2 separate regions of the Homo sapiens genome follow, and region 1 is linked to region 2. The links are chromatin loops, found by intact Hi-C in ENCODE. Cell type or tissue: PC-9. All regions are shown on one strand. Each heading gives the region's core, and the rest is flanking DNA. Links, peaks and the distances in the headings are about the cores only.

What was found. Peaks named below come from ENCODE experiments on the same cell type or tissue, not always from the same donor. Only the 100,000 strongest peaks of a DNase experiment are listed, where the experiment ranks them.
Region 1: it touches region 2 in a loop (3-fold over the local background); 2 of 110 quality-filtered maps call a loop at or near these places.

Annotation. Positions count from the first base shown.
Region 1 is chr12:22,406,185-22,414,523 of GRCh38, reverse strand. No RefSeq gene overlaps it. Among named protein-coding and RNA genes, the nearest start is that of ST8SIA1, 76 kb to the right of the region's middle. RefSeq lists a silencer at 4,636-4,715. In PC-9, for the core only: no CTCF peak of the experiment used is centred there; DNase peaks (open chromatin) are centred at 3,753 and 7,713; H3K27ac peaks cover 2,077 bases.
Region 2 is chr12:22,271,147-22,279,485 of GRCh38, reverse strand. The region is part of intron 2 of ST8SIA1 (ST8 alpha-N-acetyl-neuraminide alpha-2,8-sialyltransferase 1); the gene reads left to right. Among named protein-coding and RNA genes, the nearest start is that of ST8SIA1, 59 kb to the left of the region's middle. RefSeq lists a cis regulatory region at 2,545 and enhancers at 2,452-2,621, 2,461-2,630, 5,909-6,078, 7,518-7,687. In PC-9, for the core only: no CTCF peak of the experiment used is centred there; a DNase peak (open chromatin) is centred at 3,455; H3K27ac peaks cover 1,981 bases.

The DNA.
Region 1 (8,339 bases), core at 27-8,026, 140 kb before region 2:
CTGGTTCAAGCTATTCTCCTGCCTCAGCCTCCTGCGTAGCTGGGATTACAGGCACCTGCCACCATGCCTGGCTAATTTTGTATTTTTAGTAGATACGGGGTTTCACTATGTTGGCCAGGCTGGTCTCGAACTCCTGACCTCAGGTAATCCACCCTCCTTAGCCTCCCAAAGTCCTGGGATTACAGGTGTGAGCCACTGCACCTGGACTCAGGTAGTTCTTTACAGCAATGTGAGAATGGACTAAAACAGGTACTCAATAAATAAATAATTTTCAAATACTTGAATATATGACTTTTGTCAAATCTATGTGTCCTTGGGCAAGCCAGTTTATTCCTTAAGCTATATTTTTCCCATTCAGAAAATTAAGAGGTTGGCCTAGAAGTCCTCTAAGAGCCCTTTTTGCTAAAAAAAAAAAAAAAAAAAAAAAAAAGAACGTGCTTCGTAAATGGCTGGAGTTCATAAATGTAAGGATGTATAATTTTAGTGAACTATTAAAAGTATTCTGTCCAATCTGGTCTTCAAGGATTTAAATTTCCAGGTCAAACAAATAAGAATACCACCCAGCTGTTCTATTAGACAATTGATGAGGTGACGATTGAAGAGTGAGGATTCTTGCCACCCTTAGCTGACCCCTTTCTCTCTCCCTGGCTGCAGCTGGTTAGTATACAGTGCACAGAACACGGCCATTAGAGAGAGATACAAACAATGAGAGGCTTTACACATAGGAAGAAAGGTATTCTTAGCCTCAATATGGCCCAGTTCCCAGGATGTGGGGAAAGGATAACCTCTGGACTCTTTGCCAAGGTGAGAGGCTCCAATTAGAAAGCAGGCCTCTGGTTGCAGCCATGGTGGACTCTCAGGTGGCCCAACGGGCAGATGTTGAAAAACCTTGTTTGCCAACTAGGATCTATCTGTGCTCAGCCACAGGGTCCTATATCTCCAAAAGTGGCTGAATGGCCACTTTCTAAATGACTATTCATAGAATTGCTCCTTTATTTTTATTTATTTATTTTTTGAGATGCACTCTCGCTCTGTAGCCCAGGCTGGAATGCAGTGGCGTGATCTCGTCTCACTGCAACCTCCACCTACCAAGCTCGAACAAGCCTCCCACCTCTGCCTCCAGAGTAGCTGGGACTACAGATGCCTGTCATCATGCTTGGCTAATTTTTGTATTTTTAGTAGAGACGGGGTTTCACCATGTTGGCCAGGCTAGTCTCAAACTGCTGACCTCAAGTGATCCGACTGCCTTGGCCTCCCAGATTGCTAGGATTACAGGCGTAAGCAACCACCCCTGACCAGAATTCCTCCTTTATAAAGCCTCAAGTCAATGTCTAAAAAATTGGGGGGGCAATTCCATGATTCACCAGATAACCCATATAGATGCATACTATCTATCTAAAAATACCCATTTTTACGCCAATTAATCTTTGGGGCCTTCAGTTTGCTATACGTCTACCTGTACTGTGTTTCAGGAGGCTCTATCTTGGATACAGTGACCTTCTGCACATCAGTGAAAGGACTGAAACTAGAAGAAGCAAAATTGGGATCCATGTCTACTTTGCTTCCCATATGTTATTCTGTTACCTCAAGTATCTGACTCCATTGTAGTTAATTGCTTCCTGTTTCTTTCCCTAGGTTATGAGATCCTCCACAGAGAACTGAGTAAGAACAATGATGTACATTATTAACTAAAATTATCACATCTTGCTTTATTATTTATTTGTTTTTTTAACCATCCTAGAATAGATAATGTATTGTAGTTTGTTGCCTCGGGAAAGATTTGATTTTGGTTACGTGACACAGAGAGAAGCCGGCTTAAACTTCCCTTGGATTCTTTCTATACTTGGCTTGGTTCTAAAGAGCCACACAGCTGTGGGAATCTTGCAAGCATAATTTCAATTCTACTTTCAGGTCAGAATCAAAGAAGGATTAGAAAGGAGTCCATTTCAAACTTTATAGACCACTTCAGGAATACTTATTCTATCCTACCAGTTCTGAATGTATTAAATTTATTAAAAACTGCTAAGTTCCCTGCCTAATTTTTTGTTAATATTATAATCAAATGTGCTTAGTTATTGGTGTCTCTGCAACCACTGAAAATGCCATGCACTTATGAACAGAATATATTTTCTCATTTGAAATGGCAAAGCCCCAGAGGTTCTAATAGCCACCCTCTTCCAGATACATTATTCATTGTAAACTAGCTTTCTAGAATCCTAGATTATGGAGAACTAAGTATCTTTTATATTTTAAACCACGTGTATGCTAATGTATATAATGAGCGTTTCAAACAATCTTTTTGCTCCTGGTCAACTTTTTTTTTTTTTTTTTTTTTTTTTAAATAATAAAGGCGGCCGGGCGTGGAGGCTCACGCCTGTAATCCCAGCACTTTGGCAGGCCAAGGCGGGTGGGTCAGCTGAGGTCAGGAGTTTGAGACCAGCCTGGCCAATATGGCGAAACCCTGTCTCTACTAAAAATACAAAAATTAGCTGGGTGTGGTGGCACATGCCTGTAATCCCAGCTATTCAGGAGGCGGAGGCACGAGAATCGCTTGAACAAGGAGGTGGAGGTTGCAGTGAGCCGAGATTGCCTCACTGCACTCCAGCCAGGGTGACAGAGCGAGACTCTATCTCAAAATAGTAATAATAATAATAATAATAATAATAATATAGGCACTGAACATTTTCGAAAAAGCTTAAGAAATAAGAAAAACAAGTTAGGGAAGTTTAACTGACAAAGCATTTAACACAATTCATTATAAGATGAATGACAAACAAGTAAAATGGAACATGAATAAGAGATTTATTTAGTGCATCAACTGTTAAAATGCAAGTCTTTATGGCTTATGCTTCTGTATAGACGCTAGGCCCGAAATGGAGGTCTATTTCCCACTTAAGAGCATGAAAAACACCACTTATCAACTGCAGGGAACAGTTTTGAGATTAGATGCTAGGCATCGCACAAATGGAAGCTTTTCAAAACACAACATACAGAATTACATGTTGGGAGGGGGTTCAGGAGGTCACCCAGATCAGTCGTCTCTCTATTAAATTTGTCCCTTGTTAAAATTTTTAGGGAAGGATATTCCAAAACCGGTCTGAGGTTTAAGTGTCCAAAGACCATGAGAAATCTTAAAATTTTATCACACATTGACTATAGAGAAAAGTTTTTAAAAAGTCCACAACAAAGCAGATACAATTGTATAGAAACATCTAGATAATAGAGCTCCCCAGATCAAGCCCCCTCTATTAACCCCACCACCCCGTGTTTTCTCATTACATTTAGACTGAAATTAAAATCCTGCAAGATCCTATAGGAATTAGCCCCTGACTCCTTCTCTGACCTCAGCATCTTCCACTCTCTCCCAGTGTCCCGGTTTCCTCTGTTTCAAACACTGTACGGTAGCAATAATGTGTCTCTTGTTCATCACTGCACATCTACAAAATATCTTCACAGCAACACCTAGATTGGTATTTGGTTGGATATCCCTCATGTTTTAACTGTTTAATAAATATTTCTACAAATCTACAAAAGAGTAAAAAGTTATATATATATTTGTATGGATATATATGTGTATAATTATTTTAATAGTGGTGTTTTATCTGCTTCAAAGTTCGTTTATATGTTTTTTCCCTTTCAGCTCTATCTTGTTACCTAGTTTCTTGAAACTCCCATATGCTTGCTATTAGATTACTAGGACACTAGCAACGGATAGAAGTCATTGACAAAATAGATGAATCACTCAGTGTGGCTTGGTACTGGCATTGAAAAAATAGATTGGCACAGCAATAGATGGGAAGAATGTGTTTATTGCTGTAGGAAAATACCTGGAAATACCAGTTTCTCCAGTCAGAGAAGTCAGACTCCAAGTGAGTATTTCACCACAGTCTTTCTAGAAGCAAGGTAATACAAGTATACAGATGCAAAATGGAATGACTCAGCTAGCCAAGATTCAATTAGCGTTAAAGCATAGAAGCCGCATTTAGGGGAAACTGTGAATGATAGACAACAGCTCCAAATCAGAGCAAAATGATATGTCCTTAGACCGAAAAGTTTCTTGTCTTTTTTTTTTTTTTTTTTTTTTTGATCCAGAGTGTCGCTCTGTCGCCCAGGCTGGAGTGCAGTGGCGCGATCTCGGCTCACTGCAAGCTCGGCCTCCCAGATTCACGACATTCTCCTGCCTCAGCCTCCCGAGTAGATGGGACTACAGGCACCCGCCACCACGCCTCGCTAATTTTTTGTATTTTTAGTAGAGACGGGGTTTCACCGTGTTAGCCAGGGTGGTCTCGGATCTCCTGACCTCGTGATCTGCCCGCCTCGGCCTCCCAAAGTGCTGTGATTACAGGCGTGAGCCACCGCGCCCAGCCAGTTTCTTGTCTTTCTAAGCCTCATTTGAGCCAGGGTAGTGATAGCACTTTCCATCATGGCACCACCTTAGGAGAGCAGAAACTCCGGGCTAATGTGCCACCGACAGAAAGAATAGTCAACATGTGCATTCAGATTCTGTTCATGCTACTGCTTTGAACCAAAGTCATTTTCTAGGTTGAATGAAAACGACCTTACCTGCCTCGTCCTAGCTCTAATTCCAGCAAATGCCACAAGCGGAGTATTGGCCACCCAGGCTGAGCTCGCTCACTCAGCTCTGAGCATTCTCTCCCCAACTTGTGATATAACAAAACACAGACAGTGTCTATACTCATTTCACATATCTCTGAGGTTTAGGTGTGAAATGCAACGGTTTGGTTTCAAAGCCCAGATCACTGTTTGCAGAGTGTGACGGAACTGTGAGCAGCTGGAGGGTGATACATCCATCTCCCCACCAAGTCTCTATCAACAAGCGTTTAAAGGAGATACTGGCCTAGCTCACAACAGACTAATCTCCCATGATTTATTGTGCGGCAGACTGTTTTTTCCAAAATTGACAACACGATATTTTCAGCCCCACATAGTTTTCAAGAACGTCACCTTTGCCTACCAAGAAGTGGAATAGGGCACTTCCACTTGAAATTGAAAATAGAACAGAAAATAAAGGAAAGAAATGTTGCACAACTTCTGAGGCTAGGTCCTAGTAGATAATAGAGTCAGTTTCTCTCTCTCTCTCTCTCTCCACACTCACCTTGGAAAGCTATCCATCATGTTTTCAAGAAGCTCAAGCTGGCTTATGTGAAGAGAACACATAAAGCGGCTGTCAGCCCCAGCGACGGTCTCAGCACACAGCAGCCTTGCTGTCAGACGTGAGAGAGTGAATTTCAGCTGATTCCAGCCCTCAGTCGGCTATGCAGCTATTGGGAACTAATACAGATTTCATGCTTTTTGCTCATTAACTTTCATTCTGGCGGGTTGCCATAGCCAGATTCTACAGAATTTGCTTTGGGCTTTTGCCTGTGTCATGCACTCCTCTGGAGATGCTCTTTTCCTTTTCTTCCAAGCAAATACAAATTCTTCATTTTGACTTCTTAACAGAACTCAAAAATATATTCTGTAAGGACTGGTGCTATTCTCCATATTCTGCATATCCCTACACACAGTGAACTCTTTTATACTGGACTTATTTGCATTCATGTGTGTTTTGTTTTTCTTTCTCTTTGCTTTTTCCCACAGGGCCACGTCTTGAATTTTTAATTAGACTGCTAATGACTGGAATTCATAGGAGGGGTAGTGTGGTGGTGGTGGGGTAAGTCTTTGGTTCAAGGCCCAGCCTGCTCAGGTCCTTGTACTGGTTCTACCACTTACTGGCAGTGTGCCTGGGAACAAGCTACTTCCAAGATACTTAATGTCTCTAGAGGTCAAGGTTGTAGCAGAGAAACAGAAAGGTAGGACGTGTGTGTAGTCCAAAATCTGTAGGACAGCCTGGCAGGCCTGTAATGCAACCCACAGGCAAAATGTCTTCTTCCTCAGGAAAATCTCAACTGATTGGATAAGGTCCACTCACATTACGGAGAATGATTTTCTTAATGTCAACTGATTACAGATGTTTAAGCACATCTACAAAATACCTTCTTAGGAACACCTAGACTGGCATTTGATTGAATAGCTAGGTACTATAGCCTAGCTTAGTTGACTTATAAAACTCATAAATACCCATCACAGTATCTCTGTGACTAAATTTCCTCATTTGTAAAACGGGACAATTATAGTACACGGTGACTATCCCTTACCTGAAATGCTTGGGACCAGATGTGTTTCAGATTTGGGATTATTTTTGGATTTTGAGATATTTGCATATACATTAAGAGATATTTTGGGGATGGAACCCAAGTCTAAACATAAAATTCATGTATGTTTCATATACACCTTATATGTACAGCCTGAAGATAATTTTATAAAATATTTAAAAATAATTTTGTGCACAAAAACAAAGTTTTATTTTTTTATTTTTATTTTTATTCTTTGTTTTTGAGACAGGGTCTCACTCTGCCACCCAGGCTGGAGTTGCAGTGGTGCGATCATGGCTCACTGCAGCCTCAACTTCCCCAGCTCCAGCGATCCTCTCACCTTAGCCTCCTCAGTTTGGGACTACAGGCATGCGCCACCATGCCTCACTGATTTTTTTGCGTTTTTGGTAGAGACAGGATTTTGCCATGTTGCCCAGACTGGTCTCAAGCTCCTGAGCTCGAGCAATCCACCCACCTCAGCCTCCCAAAGTGCTGGGATTACAGGTGTGAACTACCATGCCCGGTCAAAACACAATTTTGTTTTGACCCATTACATGAAGTCAGGTGTAGAATTTTTCACTTGTGGTGTCATGTCAGTTTTCAGAAAGTTTCAGATTTTAGAGCATTTTGGATTTTGGATTTTCAGATTAGGGATGCTCAACCTGTAGCACTTTATAAGTATAAAGTATACTAGCCATATATGACAGTGACTGCCACATATTAAGTGCTATGTAAGTGTTGGTTATTACTATTACTTCTTTGTATGAGTACATAGTACCCTAAAATACTTTCAGTTTTCCTAATTAAGTCTTATTAGGACTGTTTCTTTAAAGAATGCTACTTCTGTTTTGCCGTAAGAATCTTGACAGACGAGTGCGTAGAATTAATCCAACCCTGGTTTCCAAAAGTCATAACACATTCTTCTTTTATGTCATATGTTTACAAGAACTTTTTACAGAAAGAGCTCTTGAGAGCAGCTGAACCTGTATTGCCATAATAAGAGGATTAGCCATAAAGGACATAAAGAGATACATGTTTCTAGCCACTCCTTGTTAAGGAGCTGTTGGTAACCTCTAATCAATGAGCAAGGAAACTGGTTCTGGTCTGATTCAGATTCTTCTTCCTATTTCTAGGTTTCCTCTCAAGTGTGTCACAGAATATCGGGATGGCTACCTCTTGAATCAAGGCCTTATTACCAAGCCCTAATCTTTATTAATATATGTATTTAAGTACAAATATAAATACTAAGTCTTTGTCAGTTGATTTCTATGGAAGACTTTGCTTCACCCCAACTTGCACTAATAAATCTAGGCTTCTTGCTTTCAAGGGAAGCCAAGATGGTGGCATGATGTCAATACTGTAGTTTAGTGCTTCTCTCTGGCACTTGGGAAATTTGTCTTATATTTCTGTTCTTCCCAGCAGCTACTGTCTCCTTAGATGCAAGAATGAGATGAAGGCTTATAGCCCAACTGTTGGCAGCAATAAGAACTTCCTCATTGTGGTACAAACTGAAATGAATCCTTTATTGAGTTTGCCATGCCACATTCTCTGTTCTGTACTCACACCACTGTTGACATTCTTAACTGGAGCCTCATGGTATATTAATGTTTACTGGATCATCTTTAATGATGAAACCAAAAGCAAAAAATGAGAAAAACACCAGCTATGACTTCAGTGTTTCTGCATTAAATATAATACAGACATGCAACTTTTTCTACCTGTGTTTACAAGCAACGTAAGCTCCTATGATTCCTGTTAAGAACTTGCCAGTAAGAAAAATAACTTAATATGATGGCTAGCTGTTTAATATCTCATAAATATTGAGCAAGGATAATTGTTAAAAACAAATAAATAGATGTAAGTAAAATAAAAGTATATAAATAAAATTTTCAACAGTAATTATATCTACTTAAAAATAGTTACCCAAATGTTTTCAGTAACTTATACCTCTGAAGTTATATTAAGTGAAATGATGGATATTCATTCACTATCCAGATCATTTCCAAATAATATAAAATATAAAAACATTAATTGCTAAACATAGTTTATTTACTTTTGGCTTTGAAGGAGTTCAGAATACACCATCCCCAAAATATGCTGCACTGGCATATTAACTATTTTGAATCAAAGGCACGTGAAAAATAACATATGTAAAAACAAAAACACTCTGATTTGCCTTCTATT
Region 2 (8,339 bases), core at 224-8,223:
CTAGAGGTTTGGGAACTGATCATTTATCACAGCAGGAACACAAGTGAACCAGGTGAGCATCCTAGCACTGGGGCCAAAATTAGGGACTGTTTTTGTAAGCAAGGCTGAAGCACAGTTACTGGAACTTGGTATGGGCTGGGAGGCAGGGACCTGGAAGGGCAGCCTGGGGTTATGTTTTGAAATTAAGTCATAAACCAAGTTACTAGAGCCATACCTCAAAGCCAGGGCCAGAACACAAGTGTAACTTGGTAGTGATTCCCATAGCTTCAGGTGACCATGCCCAATCATTCCCCTAAAGGCCAAGATTGACCCACATTGCTCAGGGCTCAGTCTGAACCCCAGCTGTAGGTTCAGGTGTATATAGAGATTGAGAAGTAGGCTGGATAAATGAGTAGAATTTTTCAGACAAAAACATTTAGGTTCTTACTGTCTTCAATGTCTAGCTCTGTGGAGGCTGACAATACAGAGAGAGCAAAAACTAAGTGTAAGGAGAGGATTTGGGAAAATTGTTAGGTAATTAAGAAATTATATTAGCAGTTTGTCAGAAAAATAGGTAAGTGGATAAGTGTGGTGAGAAAATTTAGGATAGATGGGCATGGGTCAACATCTGCTGATTGTAAAGGAAACAAAAGTGCTTTTTGAGGGTAAGACAACATTTTATACTCTGAAAATTATTATGCATAGGTTTTTTTTCTTGCCAAGTTTTATTTTTCCTGTCTATTCAGACTCTATTCTTGAGATTTCAGAATTTTAACTCTTTGCTAAGAAAAAGAAAATAAGTGCTGAGAGAAATGCAATTGTAAATTAATTTGATAATCACTTCACCTGGGGTGTCTGCAGTTAATGAAGCACTGGCTAACAGCCCCATATACAATATGTATCATCTGATTATTTTGTTTACATTTTTCTGTTTCTAGAGTTCAATCCACTCTGATTTTATATACATCTTGGGTCTAATATACTATTCAGAGGATAGTATATTCACAAAGTATGGTTAGTTCTGTAGCCATAATTTATAAATTTCCTGATTGTCTTTTCTTGTTATACTCTTACATAGTCTTTGACTATGACACCCAAGGTCAGTAAGAACTGAAGTTGCTACAGTTTGTAGGTGCTTCCAGATGCCTGACATGGAGATTGTTTGAGGATATTTTAAAATCCAAAAAAGTTCAGTGATATTTCTGGACTCAAGAAAAAAACACAGTATTTCTACACAAACTATAAAATTTAATGTAAATCAAAAATCTACAAAATAACATCAAGGTTAGAATTAAATTTAAAGCAAGGATTTGATGCATAGAAGATTGCCTTACACATTGATTGGACTTGTCACCTAAATAAATATGCCCTGCTGCCAGCACAACTATGCTTTCCTGAAATTTTCATGATTCTATGTAAGTAAAATAAGTGTTCGACCACTCATTCATGAAGTACTTATTGAGCAACTACTGCTGTGTGGTAGGGACTGTGCTAGTTCCTGGGGAAATAATAGTGAGTAAAAATAGATCCGGTTCTGCACCTATTGGATACTGTCCTCAATGTTCCATAGGTTCCTTACCTTTTACATGCTCACAATTCTGTCCCTTTCTCCTGCTTCTTTTCTTCTATTCCTGATCTCAGGTAATGACACTATCGTCTACTCAGTCACTTGAGCTGGACACCAGGGTCTTATGTTTGAATTTCACTGTCCAAATCCAAGTTTATTTCATAAATATTTCCTGAATCAATCCCCTCTTTTCTTACCTCACTGCCACTGGGTTAAGTCAAGGTTTATCATCTGTTATCTATACTAATTCAAGAACTTTCAAAAAAGTTTCACAGACAGGCGCGGTGGCTCATGCCTGTAATCCCAGCACTTTAGGAGACTGAGGCAGGCAGATCATTTGAGGTCTGGAGTTTGAGACCAGCCTGGCCAACATGATGACACCCTGTCTCTACTAAAAATACAAAAATTAGCTGGGCGTAGTGGCAGGCACCTGTAATCCCTGCTATTCAGGAGGCTGGGGCAGGAGAATTGCTTGAACCCAGGAGGCAGAGGTTGCAGTGAGCCAAAATCACACCACTGCACTCCAGCCTGGGCAAGAGTGAGACTCCATCTCAAAAAAAAAAAAAAAAAAAAGTTCACTATTATGAATTTGCCTTTCTGTGACATCCTCCACCCTCTGCCAATTTTGTTGTTATAAAATGTAAACTGGTGTGTGTGACATCTCTTAACTCACTCTTCACTACTTGCCATGCAGATGAGCAAGTGGCTAAACGGCAGACTAAGTCAGCTGGAGCAGCATTCACAGAGAAAACTCATGAAGGACAAGGAGCAGCTAGTAGATATGCTGTTGCGTTTTATTATTAAAAATAAGGAAATTCTACCCTCTAAGAAAGGGAACCTGAAACTACACTGGGCTTTGTAGTTCTGTAATTAGGGATGCACCAACCATTCCCCTGGGGTGATTGAGAGACTGAGATATAACATACTTACTAAGATAGGGCAGAACCCTGGCTTTGGCCTCTTTTATCAACTTAGTGTTTGTAGGGAATGGAAAGCCAGTGTAGCTATGATGGGTGACTCAGGTACAAGTCTTGCAGATACAGTTGAATGACATAGATGGCCAGAAACGGTGGCCTTTTTTTTTTCCATTTTATTTTATTTTGTCATGTGTTCAACAGCATCTCTTTTTCTCTCTCTCTCCCCTCTTCCTGGCAGGTCACAGACATAAATTAAAAATAAAATCTACAAGAAAAATAATTTATAAAAGCACTCCCAGGCTCACACCTTCTATCCCTACTGCTCAGTTAGGAACACCCCAACTGAGAATCAGTGCTTTCCCCCCTCCACTTCACTCCTGCTTGTCTGGGGAAGACAGTACTCCAGAGTCGGGCAGGGGTGGGGGTGGCAGTGGCAAACAGTTAAAAATAAAGACACTGTGGTCCTGGAACCATCTGGCCACCTTGGCACTTCCATGACTGCCTCCCCCAGGCAGCCCTCCAGGAGCTTGTGCTAAGCTGGGGCTGTGGAGAAGCTGCCCATGGCTGAGAGCTTGCGTGTTTGGGGGGTGCTCTCAGCCCCTGTCACTTGCACTTCTCCATCTTCTAGAAAGAAACCCAAAAAAGAAAGCAGACGACAACCTCGGGACAGAGGAGAAAAATCCCGAGTGTTCACACAGTTAGTTACATGGGTCTTTATGGCAAAGAGGACGTTTAGCTGCTTTGAATATTAGGACATCTCCTTTTTACTCAATACAAGCATTCTACAAGTGAAACAGGGCACAAGCCCTAAAAAAATCAAAGTGCATGAAATTCTAAGAGGACTAGTTTTTTTGTTGTTGCTGGGTTGTGTAATGTTTTGTGTTTTCCCAGTGACAAGCCCAGTCCTTGGTAGGCAGAGGCCTGAGGGAAAGATCACTCCCCAGTGTTGTGCTGAATCCTGCCTGGAGGCTGCTGCGCTAGATCCTCCCTCCATATCATTCCCCTGACTCACAGCAGTACTGGAATAGGAAGGCTGCAGGCCCAGTTCCCGGAGCACTGCCAGCACCTCACCCCAGCTACAGAAGAGCTCAGGCAGTGGGTGAGGGATGGGGAACACAAATGGGATTTATTGCATCAGCTTATAGTTGCAGAAGAGCTAGTTTCTTCCTTGGCTTGCTGAGAGTAGTGGGAATCCAAGCCTTGCTACTGATCAGGATAGAGGGCCTTGGGCACTGAGCCCCATCTGGTTTCCATGCAGCTCTACAGGAGCCCACATCTTTTTCCTGTTGACAGGGGATCAATCTTGAGCAGGTTCATCCTTCCTGGTTACAACCTGTATGATAAAATTCAAATCCCTTAGAGTGTCACACAAGGTCTTCACGATATGAACTCTCTGAGAATGTCAGCTAATATAAGCTTACCAATTGCCATCCATCTGCTTCCTCCAGCTCCTCATTGCTTTTTTTTTTGACACGGAGTCTCACTCTGTCATCCAGGCTGGAGTGCAGTGGTGTGACCTCTGCTCACTGCAACCTCTGCCCCCGGGGCTCAAGTGATTCTCCTGCCTCAGCCTCCGAGTAGCTGGGACTATAGGTGTGCACCACCATGCCTGGCTAATTTTTGTATTTCTCATAGAGATGGGGTTTCACCATGTTGGCCAGGCTGGTCTTGAACTTCTGACCTCAAGTGATACACCCGCCCTTGGCCTCTCAAATTGTTGGGATTACAGGCGTGAGCCACCATGCCCAGCCCCAGCCCCTCATTACTTTTTACTTTTACTAAGTGACTTGCATTTCCCAGAACAATTCGTTTTTTCGTTTTGTCTTCACATTTGTACATGTTGTTCCTTCTGCCCAAAATGCCCTTCCTATCCTTATCTGATGAATTCTTGTTTATTTTTCAAGATCCAGCCAAAGCATCATTTCTGCAAACCTTCCCAGTTCCCTCTCCCAAGTCTCAACCACCTGGCAGTGTTGATTAAAAATCTATTTTCTCCCCCCCAAATTTGTATATATCTCTCTTAATACAACTGAATAACAATTATTGTATAACAATTCAATAACTGAATTGTCAACATTGTTATTGAATAACAGTTACTGGCTCACATGCTTTCTGCTGACCACACTGTGAGCCCTTTGAAGGCAGCACATAGACAGGGTCTGGCACATAACATAGCAGGTGGTAAATTAAAATGTGCTGAATGAATGATGAAATGGATGGTTGCTTTTCCCAAAACCTTTGCACCCACATGGCATCAAGTTACGTCAACCTAGGTCAATCCAGGCAACAGCGATGGAAGAAGGAAAGGTCCTGGATGCTCACGATAGAGCGTGGCGTGTGTGATGGTGTGTGGACAGTCACCCTCTAAGTGTGCAGGACTTCATCCTAATCTTGAAATAACAAGATCGTACATTTTAAAAGTCAAGCCACAATATTGGTTCTGGGCATGTAGTTATTTTGTTTTTATTTCTTTTCGCTATTCTTATTCTCTTTTAAGACATATATTATTCTTAAGAAATTGTTATTGGATGGAGCTGATGGACATTTTGATACTTGTGAAGATAATTTCTTTTTCTCACATCCACTTCTTATTTTCTCTCATTGTCTTTACCATCTCATTTCAAATGACAATGGCCTCTTGTCTAGAATTCTGCAAAAGTTATCTTCTGGGCTTTTTGTATCTAATCTGGCCTCTTCTCCAGTCCATTACCACGCTGTAGCTTGAGTTAGCTTTTTAAAATGCAAATCAGATCATGCAATCATTTTGCTTAAAACCCTTGATTGTCTTCCCATTGATTTTTAGGATAAAGATAAACCCCTTAAGGCTTGATCTCTTCCTGTGGCTCCAGCATCAATTTCCACAATGTTGCTTCTCATCCTCATACCTTGCTTTACTGGCCTTCTTTCATATCCTCACAAACACTGTGCTGTCTTCTTCTGTAGAGGTTTTCCACATGCTATCCATTTTCCTGGAAGACTGTTGCCTCCTCTTACCTAATTAACTTACATTGATCCCTTACATCTTGTTTGAGAACCATTTCCTGGGGAGGAGGGGGCTGGTCCCCAGAGCACCAGGTACCTTTCATTTGCAACTTCATATTCAATTCTATAAGTATTTGATTGAAGTTGCCTTCTCTTACCAGCTGGAAACCTCTCCAGGGATAGTGTTTAATTCTGGATGATAGGGAGTTATGTGTCTCAGTTTGTAGCATAGTGCTTGAGACATGGTAGAGATTCAATAAATTTTAGTGGAATGATGAATGAATGAATGAATGAGTTCAGCTGCTTAGTTTTGGTGGATACAATCACCAAGTGTATCCTGGTGTACCTAGAGCCTATGTTTTGGTATAAATATAAAGAGACTTGGAGTTCATTAATAGAGAGTGGAGGGGAAAATCCTCACATTGGAAGCAGTCAACATAATGATGAGGGATTTTTTTGCTCGTTAGCTCAGCTAGGTCTGGGTTCTTGTCTCATGACCAGGAAGAAGTAGGCACACAGAAATTTGAAGAGTGAGCAAGGCGGGGAGTTTCATTGAATGATGAAACAGCTTTTAGCAGGGGTGGTCCCCCTACCCAAAGGCAGTAAAGTTCTCAATATGGCTGAGCCTGGGGCTTTTTATGGGCTCAGAATAGGTAGCTTGTATTGATTGATTTGTGACTGTGCAAAAAGGTCAAAGCAAAGATGCCACTCAAAGGTGGACATGACAGTGTAGAAAGCCAATTAGGAAAGTGTGGGTATATGAAAAATAGGTGAACGGTGGGGATCAATCAGAGGAAAGTGTGCCAAACGGGCAGGTGGGGTCTCAATCCAGTCCGAGGATTTAACTTGTAGCTTGGCTTTCAGGCTTTAAACTGTCTGCAACTTGGAGGTGGGGTTTCGCCAGGACCTGCCCGTGTCTATCTAGGCATTTGTCTGCCTCCTGTCATTATCGGTAAGAAACCTCAGAATAACTGTCCCAGACTGAAGCCTTTAAGGCTAACTGTGAAGATAGTCAAACAGGGTGACCCCGAGCGCTTTTGTTACCATGTTACTCTTGTGTCATTAGATAATACAAGTCTCAGATGTTGCAATGAAATCAATCTTAAAGGACACCATAATGGAGAAATTGCTGCTGTTTTTGAAGATGTAAAAATCACAGTCAGAGATGTCAGCTCAGTCAGTCTCTGCCTTCTCCCCAACCAGAACTAAATGGCAGAGTGCAGTGACAGAGCAAAAAGCTGAACTGGTTCCGAGGTCTCTTCCCTGCCAGGAGCTGGCATCTCCAGACTGTCGGTTCTTGTGTTGGAGCCTTGGTGCTCTTCAGTCTTTTAGCCATCAAATATTCTTGTACCAATTTTCCCACAAAGCGAATGACTGGGATTTGTATTTTAAAACCACAGCTATTATAATACCAGTATCTTTGAAATTGACATACTGTCTCCCTGTTAGTTTTCAATTTATCTTGGCCCAGCTGCTGGAGGAAAATACTTTTCAGTCTTTGTAGCGCCGTGGAGCCAATATGTTTAGGAAACAAGCCAGTCAATATAGTTCCCAAACAACCTCTTGCCAGAGACAGTAATAATTTTTTAACCCCTTGAACTCTAAATAAGAAAATGGTTTCATCCAGATTATGAACACTAAACCTTGGTTGGTGTGGGCAGTTTGAACAATCATCCTTCGAGTTGAAAACTTTTTGACTGTCCTTGGAATTAGTAAAGGACATACATTAAGTAATCCCCTAGGACTGCTTTTTCAGCTTGTAATTACATTTCAAGGAAATGGCCCTGTAAAACAAGTAGCAAAGTGCTCTCTGCAATATTTGAAAGTAAGACCATAGCAGGTCAAAAATTATAAAGTAAATTATAGTCATTCACTTAAAACGTTCACTTAAGGCATTTTGTAATTTCATTGGTGACCTTTTATTGCATCATGAACAAATAGGGGCAAGAAAGGATTTAGAAGATAAAGATTTGGGCTTAGGAAAATAAGCATTCAGTGGTAAGGATTTATAAGATGTAAGATAGATTAAGTAAGGGCCAGGAAACCTTTGGGGAAAAAGGCAAAGTGTTATCATATGAATAAAAATAATGGTAATAAAATGTCATAGATTATGTCATGTCTTTAAAAAGAGGGTACCTGAAGGAAATTTAAATTTCATGTTTTAGGTTATGTCATACCATGGGGATCTTGATATGTAGAAATTTCCTTTCACTTTTGCAGATGGTTGAGAGATCTAAGAACAGTGGAGGGATGCAGAGAACAAGGAGACAGGAAAGGCTGATGTAGGACACAGAACATCAGAATGACTACTTGGAGCAGGGAAGCCACCAGAGCAATGTGATGATTGGCGCTCTCGTATTTTACAGCTATTAATAGGTCATATTGACTGAATGATTTCTAAGTTCCAGACCTGGCACTTTTTATAATTATCATTTTATTTAATTCTTTCAATAACTGTAGAGGTAATTTCTTACGTTTCCCTTCACCCCATTTTATAGATGAGGAAGCTGAGGCTAAGAAAGGTTCAGTACCCATCACAAAGTACATTGGAAGTGGCAGAATCCTCTGATGCTGTAATTGTGTAAATAACCATTTTATTCTCCATGACCTGGGCACTTAGAAGATGACTGAGGAGTGATTTAGATATGTTATGTATATTCATATAGAGTTTATATATGCTATCGTTCCATCTGTCTGTGAAGTTTTCCTCAATTAAGTTGTGCTTGAGAAGCATTGAGGATTAAATTGGCCAACTCTGAACTTTCTGTTGCCAGTGCTTCCTGTGGGCTTGGCATTCTGTTTAGTACACTTATAAGAAAGTCATTCCAGCCTTGAAAACATCCTTAATGCAGATGTTTTCTTACTGAGTCAGTTAATGGATATGTGAGCCAAAA